Linked DNA regions of Homo sapiens: region 1 is linked to region 2. Evidence: chromatin contacts called from ENCODE Hi-C or POLR2A ChIA-PET data. All regions are on one chromosome and are shown on one strand. The core of a region is the stretch at or near the end of the contact, and the rest is flanking DNA. Distances in the headings are between cores, read along the strand shown. Region 1 has its middle 140 kb from the start of BANK1. Region 2 has its middle 190 kb from the start of BANK1.

Evidence for each region. Hi-C counts contacts between places; a loop is a spot of excess contacts on that map. ChIA-PET counts read pairs that join two places held with the same protein, here RNA polymerase II (POLR2A).
Region 1: a loop to region 2 is called in a map of posterior cingulate gyrus, with 8 times the contacts of the local background. The contact joins two enhancer-like sites. A Hi-C loop is called at or near these places in 1 of 168 maps with a recorded cell type or tissue (posterior cingulate gyrus). POLR2A ChIA-PET finds 5 or more read pairs at or near these places in 1 of 52 experiments (MCF 10A).

What each region holds. Positions count from the first base shown.
Region 1 is chr4:101,648,846-101,652,255 of GRCh38, forward strand. No RefSeq gene overlaps it. Among named protein-coding and RNA genes, the nearest start is that of BANK1, 140 kb to the right of the region's middle. Within about 2 kb of position 1,371, at least 5 of the 41 ENCODE cell types and tissues checked have a DNase peak (open chromatin) inside an H3K27ac peak, as active enhancers do.
Region 2 is chr4:101,600,790-101,603,875 of GRCh38, forward strand. No RefSeq gene overlaps it. Among named protein-coding and RNA genes, the nearest start is that of BANK1, 190 kb to the right of the region's middle. Within about 2 kb of position 1,807, at least 2 of the 41 ENCODE cell types and tissues checked have a DNase peak (open chromatin) inside an H3K27ac peak, as active enhancers do.

The DNA of each region.
Region 1 (3,410 bases), core at 121-2,620, 48 kb after region 2:
TTTGTCTTATTCTAATAGCAGAAATTTGACCTGTTTTTGTAACACAAGAAAACTATTGGGTCACTTTAATTTTTCTTTTTAAATATACTTTTTTGTTCTACAAGAACTTTGCAACCAAATTATCTGTTTTAATTCATTGAAAAATCATAAGATACAGGCCTTAGGAATATTTCATATAGTGTTATTAGCTTTGGTATGTAATAAATTTATATAGACCACATTTATCTTTTAAATATATTTGCCATGTTATCTTTGTGAGCAGTACTGTGAGGACCTGGGGAGAAATGGAAGGGAAGAGAAGGGAAAAGGAGAGGAGGAGAGGAGCAGGGAGGAGAAGGAAATAAAAGGAAGGAAAGGAAAAAGAGAAGTAGCGTGGCCCAGGAGTTTGAGGCATCCTCCTCACAACTGTCCTCTTGTATATACACATAAGCATGAGACAGTTGAAATGTCTGAGGAGTCCTTGGGTAAAGGAACCTTTTCAATTTTCTGCTGCCCTGCCTTAAAAAAATACCTATAGCCTACAAAGAGATATTGACCAAAAATAGTACATGTGGTTCCAAAGCAAGAGAAGAGCTTTTGGAATTGGGTGGACCTGAGGCAGGCACATAATAGGCTTTCAATAAACAACTATTGTTGCTAATTTATAACAGTTTGTCAAGCTGGCTTTTCTAAGGCCAGCTCTTGTATAGCAGGAGTTGAGGCCAAGAAGAGGACTAGGAAGTGAGGGTTCTATAGTTAGTATCCTGGGTGCCACTCATGACATATCAGGGGCTGATCCCCCCTATTATAAGAGGCAGAGGCAGAGGCATTAGTCAAAGCTGTGGGAAGAGAAAGGTGGGTGGATGTTGTTTGTCTGTTTTTAGTAGTGACTGATTTGGGGTTCTATGTAGCACAAGGCAAAATGACAAAGAGAGTAGAATTGATCATTGATGGATTTTTATTGCAACAACTTCCCTCTGTCAAAAATTTTTTTTTAAAAAAAGAGCAAAAAGAGGAAAAAACCCTTTCACATTAATACACTCTTTTCTTCTATTTATATCATATTCACAGAATCCACATACCTCTTGTCTTTCCATTCTTCAGTTTCTTGCGAAACTTATTTAACAGCAACTGAGATCATGTTGTAGCACCGTACAACCAGGGCAGTCTTGTCTGTGGGGTGCACTGCCTTTCTTCCTCACCTGGCTCAGTACATTGCTTTTGTCTTGTTTTGAGCAGATTCTGGGAAAATGTAGCTTATCTTCACCCACATTTTTAAGGGTGGAGGAAGAGAGCCTTAATACCATTTTGTACTTCCTCCTTGAATCATAATCATCTTAGCTAGATAGACAGCCTAGTAGGAGTCCAGCATTCCCTGCTTGTTCATACTCGCCCTTCCTCTGCTCACTTCACAGCCCTGCCAAGTCCTAGTCTCTATGCAGCTTGCTTTCATTTGAAGGCAAAAAAAACACTGAAGCTCAGCCTTTAGCAGCTCATGACTATACAGAGGAAGCCTTTGGTCTGGCAAATCCATCACTCTCATTTGGTTTCCAAAAGTCACTGGAACCTTGACAGAGAAGACTTAAAGCCTCTAGAAGCTATACTGGAAACAAAACAGTTTTTCACTAGAGCTGTTGCTGTTTTATGAAGAGCATTCTGCAAAATGCCTTATGAGTACATACTAATAATGTCTAGTATGTAAATAAATTATACCTAATAAATTCTCAGAGGGCTGTTAGCTTCTCTCTAATCCAATCAAAGCTGCCTGATTCTTGCACTGGGCACAAATGATGATGTTCCTTGGAAATTTTCCAGGTAAAATAGTTTGGAATTATGGAAAGGGCTCTCATGGCATTAATAATGCCTCCCATTAATTCTGGGAGCTTCTCATTTCATAGCCACCTCTCATTTGACTAATTTTAAAAAGATATTTTTTTCTGAAAATATATTGAATGTAAGTCACATATCTAAATAACAGCACATAAAAATGCTTATGATATAGTAAGTGCAAGAAAAATAAAATTATATGCCATGATTACAACTATTTAAAATTCTGCATGGATAAGGACAAGGATTAGAAGAAAGCATGACAGGTCACCTGGGACATTGAAGGTTGCCAATAAATATTGATGAGTGAATTCTCAATGTACATAAATAACAATTACTGGATTTGATAAAATTATTCAGTTTTCTCTTGAATATTACATTTATAAAATGAGTAAGTTCCTAAAAACTGGTTAGATGCAGTTGTTATTAAAACACTCTATCTTCTTTATAACTTCCAATTTTTCTCTATCTGAAGTTTTCCCTACCTGTTGATCTTATAGTCATTCTCTGGTACTAGAAAAGCAGATCTGAGCATTCTAAAAATGTCAGGGTTGTTCAGCTGATGCAAAGCAAAATATTATCAGATTATATCAGAATATAGCAGATATTATCACTGTCTTCTCAAATCCAACACTGGCCAATAGGATGGCCTAATTCAGGTGATGTGGTTTCAAAGACTGTTGGTCCCCCAGCTACCTACCAGTAATTTAATAGTGATGCTTCAATTTAGACTTCTATAGATACATTCCATTTTTAAGGTTTGGTCCCCAATAAATACAAATACCTGGAGAAATAATACTTCAAAGAATCTTGGTTATTTGTATCTGAGCTTAAAAAAGATTACTGGATTTTTTTTTTTTTTTTTTTTTTTTTGTGAGACGGAGTCTTGCTTACAGGCATGTGCCACCACACCTAGCTAATTTTTGCATTTTTAGTAGAGACAGGGTTTCACCATGTTGGCCAGGATGGTCTTGATCTCCTGACCTTGTGATCCGCCTCCCTTGGTCTCCCAAAGTGCTGGGATTACAGGAGTGAGCCACCACGCCCAGCCAAAAAAGATTACTGGATACTTTCTAGACATTAAGTTTTGGTCAGGGAGATGAAAGATGACATAAGAATTCTGAAGGGGGAGGTGGGTTTCGGAGATGGCTTGTTCAAGGGAAAAAGTGGCAAAGAAAGGAGAGATGACCAAAGTGCCATTTGCCTGCCCAGAGCTGATCCTTCTGTCTAAGGGTGAGTGTCATGACTGAGGGGCAGCTGGGACTGCTTAAGTGGCTGCCACTATATTCAGTCATTGAAAGCATGCTCCGGGAATTCAGGTTTGGCTGCAGCTGTGACAGTGGGTGAGGGCAATCATATCCAAGCTGCCATGTGGTCTGTGAGATTCCTGAGTCAATAGTGAGTCTATTTAGGGATTAGGACCTTGCATTCTCATACGAGATTTAGTAGTCATAATACACAGCCAGGATCATGGCACATTTAACAGGTATTAAGAGAGTACTAGGAGAATATGAAGATCAAATGTCAGGGCTTTTAATATGGTTTTTTTGTTTGTTTGCTCGCTTTTGCTGTAGATTGTGAATATATAGATTCCAACCTTTCAC
Region 2 (3,086 bases), core at 557-3,056:
TTGTTAAATTGTCAAGGTAATTATCCTCTTTGAGCTTCATGTTTCTCATCTGCATAATGAAGGGATTAATTGGCTGTAGTTCATATGACAAACAGTAAGAAAGTATATAATAGATTGTAGTATAATAATAACATTTATTGAATAATATTTTGCTGGGCACAGTGGCTCATGCCTGTAATCCCAGCACTTTGGGAGGCTGAGGTGGGTGGATCACCTGAGGTCAGGAGTTCAAGACCAGCCTGGGCAACATAGTGAAATCTTTTCTCTACTAAAAATACAAAACAATTAGCTACTTGGGAGGCTGAGACAGGAGAATCACTTGAATCTGGGAGGCAGAGGTTGCAGTGAGCTGAGATCTCATTACTGCACTCCAGCCTGGGCGACAGGGCAAGACTCCGTCTCCAAAAAACAAACAAACAAAACAATAAAAAAAAAAAAAACTATTTTAAGCATTTCACAAGCATCAACTCATTTAATCCTCATAACAACCCTGTTGTTATGCCAGTGAGCAACATATGAAACAACACAAGGACTGTTGTTAATGCCCGTGTTATAGATGAGGAAATTAAGATGGAGCAATTAAGAAATTTGACACACAGCTAGTAGTGGCAGATCTGTAATTAAGTGGGCCAAAAAGTAGAAGTATAATATGATCCCATTTTTGATAAAAGAAACTATCATATATATTTTTATATACAGTCATGCCCTGCATAATAATGTTTTTCTCAACAATGGACCAACCAAATGTACAATAGTGGTCCTATAAGATTTTAATACAACTGAAAAATTCCTATCACTCAGTGATGCTGTGGCTGTTGTAATGTCATAGTACAATGTTGCAGTGTCATTATTGTAGTGAGGCTGGTAGAAACAAACATACTCTGCCGCAGTCCTGTAAAACTGTCACACATACAATTATGTCTGTGCATGATACTTGATAATGATAATAAATGACTATGTTACTGGTTTATGTATTTACTATATTATAATTTATATAGTTTTTTTAGAGTGCATTCCTTCTACTTACATACAAAAAAGTTAACTGTAAAACAACCTCAAGCAGGTCCTTCAGGAGATATTCCAGAAGACAGCATTGTTATCACAGGAGATGACAGCTCCATGCATGTTATTGCCTCTAAAGACCTTCCAGTGGAACAAGATGTGGAGATGGGAGACAGTGACATTGATGATACTTACCCTCTGTAGGCATAGGCTAATAAGTGTTGGTGGCTTATTTTTCTAACAAAAAAGTTTAAAAAGAAAAACAAATTAAAGTAGAAAAGAGCTTATAGAATAAGCATATAAAGAAAGAAAATATATTTGTGGCTCTGCACAATGAGTTTGTGTTTTAAGCTAAGTGTTACCACAAAAGAACCAAAAAGTTAAAATTTCAAAATTTATAAAGTAAAACAGTTACAGTAACCTAAAATTAACTTATTTTTCAAGAAAGAAAAAAATTATTTAGCCTAAGCATTTATAAAGTCTAGAGTAGTATACAATAATGTCCTAGGCCTTGACATACACTCACCACTCACTCACTGACTCACCCAGAGCAATTTCCAGTCCTACCAGCTCCATTCATGATAAGTGCCCTCTACAGGTGTACCATATTAAAATTATTTATACTGTATTTTTACTGAATTCAATGTTTACATACACAAATCCTTGCCATTATGTTTCAACTGCCTACAGTATTCAGTACAGTGACATGCTGTACAGGTTTGTAGCCTAGGAGCAACAGACTAAACCATATAGCTGAGCTGTACAGTACATTATATCATCTAGGTTTGTGTAAGTACACTCTGATGTTTACACAGTGACAAAACTGCCTAATGATACATTTCTTACAACACATTCCGATTGGGTGTGTGTGTGTATTAGTCCGTTCTCACACTGCTATAAGGATACTACCTGTGGCCGGGTACGGTGGCTCATGCCTGTAATCCCAGCACTTTGGGAGGCCAAGGCAGGTGGATGACCTGAGGTCAGGAGTTTGAGAACAGTCTGGCCAACATGGTGAAACCCCGTCTCTACTAAAAATACAAAATTTAGCCAGGTGTGGTGGCATGCCCCTGTAGTCCCAGCTACTCAGGAGGCTGAGGCAGGAGAATCGCTGGAACCTAGGAGGTGGAGGTTGCAGTGAGCTGAGATCATGCCACTGCACTCCAGCCTGGGTGACAGAGCGAGACCCCTTCTAAAAAAATAAAAAATAGAAATAAAAAAGATACTACTCATGACTGGGTAATTTATAAAGAAAGGGGTCTAATTGACTCACAGTTCCACATGGCTGAGGAGGCCTCAGGAAACTTACAATCATGGCAGAAGGTGAAGCAGGCACATCTTACGTGGTGGCAGAGAGCGTGTGAGAGCACAGGATAGACAACCATTTATAAAACCATCAGATCTTGTGAGAATTCACTCACTATCACGAGAACAGCAAGGGGAAAACCTCCCCCATAATCCCATCACTTCACTGCCCTCTCTCTGCATGTGGGGATTACAATTCAAGATGAGATTTGGGTGGGGAACAAAGCCTAACCATGTATATCAGTTACATACATATGCACACACATATATAAAATAGTTGGAGGGATTTTTCTCCAAAAAGTTAAGTGAAATATTTCTAAGAGGTAAAATGTAGGATGACCTTATGTTTATTCTCTTTGATTGCTGATACTTCTAATTTTTCTACAGTATAAATAAATTTGAATAATAAAATAATTTTATACCAAAATAAATAGGTTAGACTAGATGAGCTTTTAGGTTCTTTCAGAAAAATAATGTTTTGTGATTCCACATACTAAATAAAGAAGCAGGACATTTTTTGTTGTAGGAGGGTAGACCTCCCTACCACCTGTCTCTGGGAGATTCCAGGGATATACCTACACACAGAGTGTTACTGTTGTCCGTGCTGTGGGAATCAGGAGAATTGTTGATGTGGAAAGACTGTTACTCTGTTGTGACTTCATTGCAACCTGAAGCTCGCTCTGCCTCTGTGCTGGTTTGCAAAGCAGCAGTGGAATGACAGGAAGGGGCTGGAAGCAGTACCCACAGTGTGTTTAGGAGAATTATTATTCAGTGGCACA